Linked DNA regions of Homo sapiens: all the other regions are linked to region 3. The links are chromatin contacts, found by Hi-C or POLR2A ChIA-PET in ENCODE. All regions are on one chromosome and are shown on one strand. Each heading gives the region's core, a stretch centred on a gene start or an enhancer-like site at or near the end of the contact. The rest is flanking DNA. Distances are from core to core; before and after follow the strand shown.

What was found. A loop is a pair of places that touch in the nucleus more often than their neighbours do. ChIA-PET counts read pairs that join two places held with the same protein, here RNA polymerase II (POLR2A). Pooled maps may share reads with other maps.
Region 1: a pooled map shows a loop between it and region 3 (2.4-fold over the local background). The contact joins the promoter of GMEB1 here to the enhancer-like site in region 3. A Hi-C loop is called at or near these places in 1 of 50 pooled maps. POLR2A ChIA-PET finds 5 or more read pairs at or near these places in 2 of 52 experiments (WTC11 and activated T-cell).
Region 2: a map with no recorded cell type shows a loop between it and region 3 (9-fold over the local background). The contact joins two enhancer-like sites. A Hi-C loop is called at or near these places in 6 of 37 single-sample maps with no recorded cell type and 6 of 50 pooled maps. POLR2A ChIA-PET finds 5 or more read pairs at or near these places in 1 of 52 experiments (A673).

Annotation. Positions count from the first base shown.
Region 1 is chr1:28,667,191-28,671,488 of GRCh38, forward strand. It overlaps GMEB1 (glucocorticoid modulatory element binding protein 1), which reads left to right and starts at 1,594. Exons shown (of 10, transcript NM_001319674.2): 1 at 1,594-1,649. RefSeq lists silencers at 1,566-1,705, 1,736-1,845, 1,856-2,145 and enhancers at 2,676-2,725, 2,776-2,835.
Region 2 is chr1:27,889,143-27,892,905 of GRCh38, forward strand. It overlaps RPA2 (replication protein A2), which reads right to left. Exons shown (of 9, transcript NM_002946.5): 9 at 2,382-3,105. The coding sequence ends at 3,021. Among named protein-coding and RNA genes, the nearest start is that of THEMIS2, 18 kb to the left of the region's middle. RefSeq lists a silencer at 1,623-1,692. Within about 2 kb of position 2,514, at least 9 of the 41 ENCODE cell types and tissues checked have a DNase peak (open chromatin) inside an H3K27ac peak, as active enhancers do.
Region 3 is chr1:28,197,036-28,201,108 of GRCh38, forward strand. It overlaps DNAJC8 (DnaJ heat shock protein family (Hsp40) member C8), which reads right to left. Exons shown (of 9, transcript NM_014280.3): 9 at 3,243-4,073. Among named protein-coding and RNA genes, the nearest start is that of PTAFR, 22 kb to the left of the region's middle. RefSeq lists an enhancer at 257-306 and a silencer at 2,630-2,959. Within about 2 kb of position 2,683, at least 6 of the 41 ENCODE cell types and tissues checked have a DNase peak (open chromatin) inside an H3K27ac peak, as active enhancers do.

The DNA of each region.
Region 1 (4,298 bases), core at 344-2,843, 470 kb after region 3:
ACTAAAAAATACAAAAAAATTAGCCAGGCGTAGTGGCGGACGCCTGTAGTCCTAGCTACTGAGGAGACTGAGGCAGGAGAATGGTGTGAACCCAGGAGGCGGAGCTTGCAGTGAGCCGAGATTGCGCCACTGCACTCCGGCCTGGGCGACAGAGCAAGACTCCGTCTCAAAAAAAAAAAAAAAGAGAAACTTACTTAGTAGGGTTGCTGTGAGGATTATACAAGACAGAAGCATCTTCACCAAGCCATAGGCCATAGAAAGGTCTTTTTGTTTGTTTGTTTTTTGAGATAGAGTCTCACTCTGTTGCCCAGGCTGGAGTGCAATGGCCTGATCTCGGCTCACTGCAACCTCCGCCTCCCGGGTTCAAGTGATTCTCCTGGCTCAGCCTTCTGAGTAGCTGGGACTAGAGGCGCGTGCCACGACGCCCGGCTAATTTCTGTATTTTTAGTAGAGACGGGGTTTCACCATGTTGCCCAGGCTGGTCTCGAACTCCTGGTCTCAAGTGATCTGTCCGCCTCGGCTTCCCAAAGTGTGGGATTACAGGCGTAAGCCACCACACCTGGCCATAGAAAGGTCTTAATACGGCCGGGCGCGGTGGCTCACGCCTGTAATCCCAGCTCTTTGGGAGGCCCAGGCGGGTGGATCATGAGGTCAGATATTGAGACCATCCTGGCCAACATGGTGAAATCCTGTCTTTACTAAAATACAAAAAAAAAAAAAAATTGCCGGGCGTGGTGTCGCGCGCCTCTAGTGCCAGCTCTTCGGGAGGCTGAGGCCGGAGAATCACTTGAACCCAGGAGGCTGAAGCTGCAGTGAGCCGAGATCGCGCCACTGCACTCCAGCCTGGCCAAAGAGCAAGACTCTGTCTAAAAAAATAAATAAATAAATAAAAAATAAAGGTCTTAATACTTGTTAATTACTATTACTGACCCCAGGAACTCTCTGAAGCACTTTTCATGCAGGTATCACCTTCTTTAGCACTCACATTATGTCTTATCGGAAACAGGTTTAGAGCTGTCAAGAAATTCCTCCAGAGTCGTTTACACTTCCAGCAGGGGAGTCAAGACTTCAACCCAGAAACTCACAAGCAGGAAAAACTTGGCAAACAGGCACGGGTCAGACAATGCTTAGGGCTTGCTCAAGGACTCGTGACCAGTTACTGATCTATGCAGATCTTCTGATTGCAAACTGATAGCTGGATTGTAACTTGAAGGGTCCGATAAGATGTAAACTTCATAAAACAGGATTTGGGGAGGTAAATGGAGTAGAGTCCTCCAGAGGAGTCGAGAAAGCTAGCTTGGCCCTCAATTGTGGTTGAGGTGATTCTTTCATTTAGGGCCTATTTTCCTCATCTATGAGTGCGGGAAGGAGAGTTACTGGGGTCTCTAGCGACCTTTCCAACACTGATTTTCAAGGGCGAAAGAATTCTGCTTAGGTAAGGCCCAAATCCCTTGGCTAAGGTTAATCCTCGGTGGGACCGGCAATAGGGACGCGTCCCCTTTAAGGCGCCAGCTCTCCGGCGGCGGCGGCCGGAAGTGTTGAAGCCCGGCCTGGCGGCGGCGGTGGCGGTAGCTGCCGTGGCGGCCTCTGCGCATGCTCCGTCGCCTGCCCGCCCTGGCCGCTCGCCGCCCGCCCGCCCGACGGAGACGGTGAGGAGGGGGAGGGGTGGGCGCGCGGGCGCGGGGTGGGGTGGGGGCGGGGGGGCGGGCGCGGGGGCCGCGCGGCGGCCGGCGAGGGCGGGCGGGCGCGCAGGGGGCGGGGGGCTGCTGCCTCCGCGGGCGCCTCCCCACGCCCTGTGCGTGCCGCCGCCGCCGCCGGGGAGCGAGCGGACGTCGCGGCGCCGCGGGGGGGTGGGGGGACGCTGCCGCTGGGTCCGCCCGAGCCGCCGGGCCGCCCCCAGCGCAGCCGGCCGCGCCGCCGGGGCTCGGGCCCCAGACCAGGGCGGCGGGAACCGGCGAGTCCACCACTGGGGGGGCCCCGGCGCCCCCGGACCGAGGGGCCCGGAAGTACTCGGCTCAGGGGCCAGGAGGGGCCGGAGTGACTCCGGACTGAGAGGGCCAGGCGCCCAGGACCCCATCGAGGGGTCCGGGGAGCCTGGGGTATCCCCAAAGGCGGGGTCCGGGGAGCACCGGGCCCTTGGATGAGGAGCTGGTTGGAGGCCTGGGTCCTGCCCAGTGGGAGGGGGACGATAGGTGCTGGAAGCCCGGATGCCCGCCTGGGAGGAGACCCTCTCGGAGCCTTGGCGGGAGAGCAAGAGTACAGAGTGGGTTCTTCTGAGGAGAGCAGAGTCCAGCTTATCCCGAGGGGCGCGGTAGAGGCCTCGGCCACTCAGAACAAGGGAAAAAAGGGCAGGTTTTTTCCAAAGGCAGGGAAGGAAGAGGAGCTCTAAGGGGAAGTGAGCAGGCCCAGGTCTCCCCACAGATGAGCGCGTGGTAGGAAGACTCCTAGAGCCTCCTGAAGTACGAAAGAGCAGCGTCCAAACCTGAGGGGATGGAAGGTGTCTAGGTGCCTCTTGATGTCTAGGTGGAGAACAAAGTAACCCGCTCGGTCAGGGGATGGAGAAACCTATCTTTTTGAGAGAAGCAGAGATCGTTGAGGAAAGATGCTTAAGGTGTTCCCGCTTTCTGAAATGACAGGAATTGGCCAGGTGTTATCTAATTGAGGGGCAGGAGAGATGAAGGCAAAATCTCAACCCGAGGGTCTTTGGAGGATGATCCACAAGACAAGAGGGTGAAGTCTTGACCTAGACAGCAGAGCAGGCGCAGCCCTGGATTCTCTCAAGATGAGAGAAATCTCAAAACCACTTCCTAGTAGACACAGATGGGGCCTTGATTGGTGTCTGTTTAGGCCAATCAAGACGGGTTTTAGGAAAAGAGACTGTCAGACATAATTCTAGTCTTGAGGGATTATCTTCTTCCTCCTTGCCTCTTCTAATAGTTACCAAAGTGCATTTGGGGACCCTTTTTATTTATTTATTTATTTATTTGTTTTTTGAGACGGAGTCTCACTCTATCGCCCAGGCTGGAGTGGTGGCTCACTGCAACTTCCGCCTCCTGGGTTCAAACGATTCTCCTGCCTCAGCCTCCCGAGTAGCTGGGACTACAGGCGCGTGCCACCACACCAGCCAATTTTGTTGTTGTTGTTGTTGTTGTTTGAGACGGAGTTTCACTCCTGTTGCCCAGACTGGAGTGCAATGGCGCGATCTCAGCTCACTGCAACCTCCGCCTCTTGGGTTCAAGCGATTCTCCTGCCTCACCCTCCCGAGTAGCTGGGGCTACAGGCGCCCGCCACCACACCCAGCTAATTTTTGTATTTTTAATAGAGACGGGGTTTCACCATGTTGGCCAGGCTGGTCTCGAACTCCCAACCTCAGGTGATCCCACATCCTCAGCCTCCCAGAGTACTGGGATTACAGGCGTGAATCACTGCGCCTGGCCCAACCAGGCTAATTTTTTTGTGTTTTTAGTAGAGACGGGGTTTCACCATGTTAGCCAGGATGGTTTCGATCTCCTGACCTTGTGATTCGCCCGCGTTGGCCTCCTAAAGTGCTGGTATTACAGGCGTGAGCCACTGCGCCCGGCGGGGGAAACTTATTCAATGGTTGCACCGTCTCCTAATTTGAGAGCCTTATATCAAGGATGTATATTTAATATCTTACTTAAATGATTTTTTTTGGGTTCCTATTTACTTCAGCAAATACATTGTATAGGTAGCTTCTACTCAGCTTCATTGGGTTTATTGTGGGGGCAGTATTTTGGTCTTGCCCTAAGCCAAAGTCCACCGGACTGTAGCGGGATGACTCCAAATAACTCTTATCCCATCGCTCCCTCAAACATCTACATAATAGTCTCCAGTCTGTGACTTAGAATTTCACCTCCTCTGGATACTTCCCTCAGTGTTTCTGCATAATTTACTTGTTGACCTCATTACATCTTGTAGCACTATGGATCACCCACTGAATGCATGAGAAGAAATAAAGGGGATATCAAGGAGTTTTGGCCTCAAGTAATAATAAAGTTTTAACTTGGATTTTTCCCCCCGTTTTAAACAAAACTGTAGTTTAGAGTGGAAATTTCTTTTTTATTTTATTTTTTTGGGGGAACAGAGTTTCCCTCTGTTGCCCAGGTGAGAGTGCATTGCGGGATCTCAGCTCACTGCAAACTCGATCCTCTCAGCTCAGCCTCCTGAGTAGCTGGGACTACAGGTGCGTGGCACTGCGCCCGCCTAATTTTGTTAGTTTTCTGGCGGGCGCTGTGATTTATGCCTGTAATGCCAGCACTGTGGGAGGCCGAGACAGG
Region 2 (3,763 bases), core at 1,264-3,763, 310 kb before region 3:
TTATTTAGAGATGGCACGTCTTGTTATGTTGCCCAGGCTGGTCTCAAACTCCTGGCCTCAAGTGATCCTCCTACTTTGGCCTCTCAAAGTACTGGGATTATAGGTGTGAGCCACTGTGCCTGGCCCCATATTGATTTTTAATATTCTTTCTCATTTCTACCTTTGAATGATTATATTTAACATACCAATACAGTAGTAGACATAAATAATTGCTAAACAAATGACTATAACCTGGAGATGGATGCTCAAAAACTTATCAATGGGTTGGACTTCCCTTCCGCCAACTGCATTTTTAAAAACAAATCTATTAATCCACACCAGATACTAATTCTTAGTGGCCTTCCTCTAGTTAAACCCAATAAAGTAGTACTATTCTCCAAGGAGCCTCATTTCCCACCTGTATATGTAGGGATTCTCCTATGAGCAGGCTGGACCCATTGCTAGGCCGTGACACTGGTGGTTTCTAAGAACCTGGGTCACACGGCTATCTCAACAATGGGCCAAGAGAACACTGTACATGTGACCTATCAGGTGGACCACAAATGCCCAAGATGCAAGTTTGTCCTGCCTGAGCAGAGCAGAAGCTCTACAAAGCCTGGAGTTTCATTCTGAGAAGTGGCCTGGCTGGCTCTCCTGCCTGTGCTCATCCCACAGGTCCCAGCAGCGGTCAGAAATCACACAACCCCCATGAGACTGTGGAAATGGCAAGATGGCAGGGAATCCAGCACCACTGAGCAACTATTCTGTGCTGCTGGGAATGCTGAACCAGCCTGTCCCGTGACGCCAATCTCTTATTGTGCTTTATATTCCTAGTACCTGACCTACGGGTTGATACAGCAGGTATCCAATAAGCACTAAATTAACAAGCAGTTGTTAATTGCTAAGTCGTCATCTGATTTTTATCAAAAGAAAAAAAAACCGGTCAGGCTCACGCCTATAATCCCAGCACCTTGGGAGGCCAAGGTGGGCGGATCATGAGGTCAGGAGATCGAGACCATCCTGGCTAACACGGTGAAACCCTGTCTCTACTAAAAATACAAAAATTAGCTGGGTATGGTGGCATGCGCCTATAGTCCCAGCTACTCGGGAGACTGAGGCAGGAGAATCACTTGAACATGGGAGGCGGAGCTTGCAGTGAGCTGAGATTGCACCACTGCACTCCAGCCTGGGCAACACAGCAAGGCTCTGTCTAAAAAAAAATAAAAATAAAAATAAAGAAAAAAGAAAACCACTTCCACCTACAAGTACTGCTACCGCTTTGCCCATTTGAGGGCACCCAGCTTCATAACTAGAAAGAGAAGTTTACCAACCATAAAAGTATCCCGTCATATATTCCAAATTCAAATACACGATTTTACTTGTTTTTAGTCATTGTTCTTTGAGAAAATAACCAAGAAGGAACACACTTGCAAATGAACATGCTGGCTGAGTTTTACACATTTGCATAGTTCCGCAGATGTTAACAACTCTGCATGTATAGAAAACAACCATACATTCATCCACTGTTAGAAACCAAGTAGGTGGAGCCTTCTCTACACAGCTGCTAGATCTCATTTAGAAACAGAGTTAAAGCAGAGAATTCTTTTTTTTGAGACAGAGTCTCGCTCTGTTGCCCAGGCTGGAATGCAGTTGTGCAATCTCGGCTCACTGCAAGCTCTGCCTCCCGGGTTCACACCATTCTCCTGCCTCAGCCTCCTGAGTAGCTGGGACTACAGGCGCCCACCACCTTGCCTGGCTAATTTTTTGTATTTTTAGCAGAGATGGAGTTTCACCGAATTAGCCAGGATGATCTCGATCTCCTGACCTTGTGATCTGCCTGCCTCGGCCTCCCAAAGAGCTGGGATTACAGGCGTGAGCCACCGCGCCCGGCCAGAGAATTCTTATTGGGATGTTACGTCTCACTAACTTTATCTCAAAATTGGTTCTTTTATTCAAGATGTAGATTACTTTCAGGAGTTGTCAAAAACATCATTGAACTAGTTTCTTTTTCTGTAAGAAACAGCCAATCAAGTTGGCCAAAAAATGACCATAGGCTTTTGGAAAGTCTCATCTTGAGGCCAAATGGGTAGCTATTTGATTCAGTTACATGATCACACACTGCCAAAGAGTCAACATTAAAGTCCATTATATAATCCCTTTAAATGGCAATACTAGATTTAGACGCTTTACAGACTATGTTTTTTTCAATCTTCACAACAAACCCAGGGGAAATAACGTTTTCTTTTTGTAAATGAGGAAATGGAGGTTCTCAGAGCTGACATAGCCTGCTCAAGATTCTAACTAAAAAGTGGGAAAGCCAGAATTCAAATCCAAGTTTCACTATGTTACACTGCCTCAGATGATAAAGTGGTCATTACACTGCTCAGAAAGAAAAACGAGAATTTTTACAAGTTACTACAATAGAACTGTTTTATTAAACATATGACTGTATTTATTTTGTACAAAATGCAGTAACACTTCTTCTTTTCCTCTGCCCCTGGAGGCACTACCGCAGAACTTCATGTTCACAGAAACACACGTCATGGCAAGTGTGTCAAAAAGTCATGACAAGCAGGAAAGTGCAATTCTGAAAGTAATGCCACACAACCAAAGTGGGAAATGAAAACAGGCAGAGGCCAGCAGGTTTCTCGGCTAGGGCTCTGCCTATAACGCCCTGGTCCTGCTCATCTTTCAGCAGTAAACATTTTAAGAAGAGAAACTCCTGAGCACTATGTAAGTACTCTCCTGGTAGCATCCTTCCAATTCCATCTATCTTGATGTTGTAACAAGCTTATTTGTAACTTCCTCAAGAAATCCCACCCTGGATTGCATCCCTGTCAATTGCCCATCTCCCTCTGAGCTTCAAACAAAACAAAATAAAACAGAAGAGCAGTAAGTTTCAAAAGGAAGTCAGAGGAGACATTTGATAGATGAAACCTACTTCCTAGAAGCCCCCTGGCCAGACATATGCAGAGCTGGAGACAACAGATTGTGAAACTAGGTCCAGCTGTAAAATATCTCAGGTACCCAGTTAGATCCAGTTATTCTGCATCTGTGGATTTAAAATGGTCATCATCCACAGTAGAATAGATGTGCCCCTCATTGCTCAGAAAATCCACAGCTTGCCTAGAAAGAAAGAAGAAAAAAAAAAGGTCATTTTCAGGCCAATTCAGAAGGAAACTGCCTTTTGGATATGGCCAAATATGCAAACTTCGCTTATCTCCCAACTTTCTACCTTAGCTAAGAATTCACAAGTATTCTGCACATAGAAAGCTCTCACAGGGAGAAATGCCAGTAAAATAGCAAAACAGAGCTTATTCATGGAGACAATGGCTATTAGGGCTGTCTTGGATCCCTCTCCCAAATTGTGCAAAGGAAAGACAACAGGGCCTCACTTAAATACAGTCTAAGCAGGAAAACAAGGATCTAAAGCTGTAGTCACACTTGCACACAAAATCTCCTAGTAGAAACCACTGTCTTTAAAAGTCCCCCTTTTCCAGCCACACACTGAAACCCCGTTGGTCCCTCTCAGGGAAGTAAAGTTGTGGGAAGCAAAGGAAACACTCTGAAACCTTCAAACCCTTCAAGGTCCTCAGGGTTAGTGTCAGTAACGTATTTAATAGCCACAATCTACAGAGCACCTAAGTAACAGCAGTTCTCTACCTCATCAGCACGCAACTCTGAGATAGGAATTATTATCCTAATTTTACAGGACAGGAAATGGAATCAGCCCTGAGCATTTCTTATCTATCTAGGCCTGGCAGGTCAATTGATTTATAGTAAC
Region 3 (4,073 bases), core at 1,433-3,932:
CCAGACCCATCCACAACCTCCCACACATTTCTTCCTACTTCCACTGGGGCCCCAGGGAAGCGGGAGGGGCCAGAAAGTGAAGCTGGCTGTGGCTGCTCCAGGAAGCAGCTGAGAAGCCACAGCCATAGGGTTGCGGGCGTTCAGGTGACTGGAATGCCGAAGGCAACAACAGCTGATGCTTTCTTTCAGTGGTTACAATTTTTTTTTTTTTTTTTTTGAGACGGAGTCTCGCTCTGTCACCCAGGCTGGAGTGCAGTGGCACAAGATCTTGGCTCACTGCCTGCAACCTCCACCTCCGGGGTTCGTGATTCTCCTGCCTCAGCTTCCCAAGTAGCTGGGACACAGGCACGTACCACCATGCCTGCACCACCGTGCCCAGCTAATTTTTTATTTTTAGTAGAGACGGGGTTTCACTATGTTGGCCGGGGTGGTCTCAAACTCCTGACCTCTAGTGATCTGCCTGCATCGGCCTCTCAAAGTGCTCGGATTACAGGCATGAACCACCACGCCCAGCCTACACTTCATTTTAAAGGTGCAGTTCCCACTTTACATACCAGGATGCTGAGGCTCAGAGTTGATGTTACTGGCCCATATGCCGGGTTTCTACCCATACCTGGCTGGCTCCTTCCACCTCACCTCTGCCCACAAAGGTCCTCTTGCCAGCAGTTGGCTCCACAGCTGGGGAGCCTATCTGCTCCACTATTTACAGAAAACAAGAAAAGTGGCTCATCCAGCCTTTCATTTTCTTCTGGGCCCTGGCACTCCTCCAGCAAGCCTTCCCTACCCAGAGAGCTCCCCTTAACCTATTCATGGATGAAGGGGTGGGAGAGGATGGCACTGCCATAGCCACAGCCCCACCCTGGAGGCCGGTCTTGACTGTACTGCCTCAAGTCAATGCCCAGCATACACTCCTCTCCCCAGCCACGTCATCACAGAGATTGCTCCAAGCAGGGTTATGAGAATGGGCTGGGACCACTGCTGATCTTCCCAGTGGGTCTGTCACTAAAATGTGCCAGAAAGTAAGTGGGAAGACTTTGGTCCATCTAGGAAAATACGATGTCCTGACTGAAACCCAAATTCCTCAATATGCCATTACGATCTCCCTGATCTCATCTCACCTCACGTCTGTGCTCTAAGCATAACAAATGTTGTTCAGTCCCATGAATGGGCTATTCTCTTACCTTCTGGGCCTTTGCACATGCCACTCTCTCTGACTGAAACACCTTTCCCTCAAGTCCCACCCCTTCTGTGCCAGACACTGTTGTTTCTAGCAGGCATTCTTTTTTTTTTTTTTTGAGACGGAGTTTCATTGTCGCCCAGGATGGAGTGCAGTGGCGCGATCTCGGCTCACTGCAAGATCCACATCCCGAGTTCACGCCATTCTCCTGCCTCAGCCTCCCGAGTAGCTGGGACTACAGGCGCCTGCTACCACGTCCGGCTAATTTTTTGTATTTTTAGTAGAGACAGGGTGTCACCGTGTTAGCCAGGATGGCCTCGATCTCCTGACCTTGTGATCCGCCTGCCTTGACCTCCCAAAGTGCTGGGATTACAGGCGTGAGCCACCCCACCCGGCCTTTCCAGCAGGCATTCTTTCATCTTTACCAACTTAATTTTATTGGAAACAGGTGCCCAATCCCAAGGAGTAAGGCTTGGTATATTGCCTGTCTGTTCTTCGCAGCTCTCCCAGCCAAACTTACCAAGAGGGGTCCCTGTGACCCATTTTCTAACCAGTGACATCTTCTGGGAAAAATTTTGCTCCCTGGATGACTTATTTCTGTTTGGTAGTTGTTATAAGATGTGGTGCTAGAAACTTCTTGCAACTATGAGATGCCAAACCCTCCACAGAGGACGGAGAAGCATAGTAAGAGCCTGTTTCCCTGGAGGTATTACTGAATGAATGATTCCACCATGAACAATACCTGAAACCACCTGTCTCCACTTATGGAAGTAAAATATTCCTCTAATTCTTTTTGCCAGTTATTCCTTGCAGCCAAAACACTCCTAACTGATGCATCAGCCCCTGGGTTCCAGTTTTTAAAAGGGCCACTTTCTTCAGGAAACATTCCCTGGCTGCTAAAAATGAGATCAAGGGCCCCCTTCTCGGAGCAGTGGACAGTCTTCTTGCCCGTGTGCCCCAGCTGTGAGGCAGGCAACAGGGGTCCTGCAGTGTTCACCACTGTATTTCTAAACCAGCATATTTGTTCAATGAATAAACACACCTGATATGATTTGGATTTGTGTCCCCACCCAAATCTCATGCCCAATTGTAATCCCCCACGTTGGAGGAGGGACCTGGTAAGAGGTCATATGATCCATATGTTTGGATCATAGGGGCCGCCCCCTTTGCTGTTCTTGTGATAGTGAGTTCTTATCTATCACTATCCAGATAGTGAGATCTGGTTGTTTAAAAGCGTACAGCACCTCTCCCTGCGCTCTCTTCCTCCTGCTCCGGCCATGTAAGACGTGCCTCCTTCCTCTTCACCTTCTGCCACAACTGTTAAGTTTCCTGAGGCCTCCCCAGCCATGCTTCCTGTAAAGCCTGTGAAACCATGAGTCAATTAAACCTCTTTTCTTTATAAATTACCCAGTCTCAGGTAGTTCTTCATAGCAGTGTGAGAACTAACACCCATAGCTAATTGCTGGCACAGCCTCCTTGAGGGCAAAGGTAAGTTTGCAGATAGCTGAACTGAACCACCACCACTTAACCTCTAAGGAAGCGGTGTGTGCACCCACATCCTGGACTGAAATGGGGTTGCTTGGCTTTGCTTGGCTAGAAAAGATAATCACTGCCCCCCTAGTCAGGACTGCATTACCTCACGGCATGTATCACTTTTGCAGGGCAACTAAACATTTTCTCCCCCTGCCTTGGTCCAGTTTTAGCCAGAAGCACACCCACCCACCCACCCACTCATCACTGTGCTCTACTTCACATGTGGTTTGGATGTGCTCAGTGGTACTTGGAAGGACAGTAAGACACCCAAGCCTCTGTCCTCTCCCACAGAGAAATGAAAGTTGCACTTCTCATGATACTAAAAGACATGGTGCCTTTCGTAGTCATTGTGCCTGTTTACTCATCTACAAGACATTGCAAAAAGCAAAACTCTAGTTTTGAGTCACCTAGTTTCCTGTATCTTCACATTTCAAGTGTCACCTTTCCCCTTCTCACTTTGGGCCCCTCCTGAGGGCTGATTCTGTCCCTGAAAGCAAGCAGGACATTTAAGCATAGACTGTGAGCTGGACGCTTTCATATATTACTTCATTTAATCCTCAAAACAATCAGTATCTTCATTTTACACAGAAATAATAGGATATTGGCAATACCCAAGGAGCACTATGGTAGTTACCTTGTATATGCCATGGCAAATCTGCCCTAAAAGCTGCTGCAGTAATTCATATTCCCATTTCATAGATGAAGAAACTAAGGTTCAGCCAGGTCTGTCCAACCCCAAAGCATTTTGGGGTTCAGCCAAGCCAGACAAGGGACCCACAAGGGAGAGTACAAGGAAAAGTACATCAATGGCTTGGGTATAAAAATTTATTATACATAAAGAATATTACCACTAACAAATGCAGACAGGCTAGGACATGGTACTGGGTGGAGGACGGCTAGCTCTTTGGAAAGTGAAAGGTTTGGGTGGCGTGGGCCTCATGCCACACTGATTGGTCAGTAGACAGGGGGCACATGCCAAACACCACAGGGCATCAGATGCTGCTCTGTGTGCTCACAAGTGTTCCCTGTCTTATCTGGGCCTTCGAAGGGAGCACACCCAGAAGCGAGCAACTGAAGCGAAGGGGCTTCCTAAGGTGCCCCTTCCAGGCTTGTCTCTGAAGTCACAGCAACACTGTTTTAAGCAGTATGTTTAATTGGATGATTTCCACAAACTATCCACGAAGTTTCTAACCATCACAATTCAGTGAAGTACAAAACACTGAGTTACAGGCTGTGGGAAGAGAAGGCAGCACCAATGGTGGCACCTTCTAATACTGGTTGTTCTAGGGGCAGGGAGAGGGAAAGGTCTTTTTTTAAACCAAGCCCCTCATTTCAATGTACAAAAGAATTACTCTGATCGATA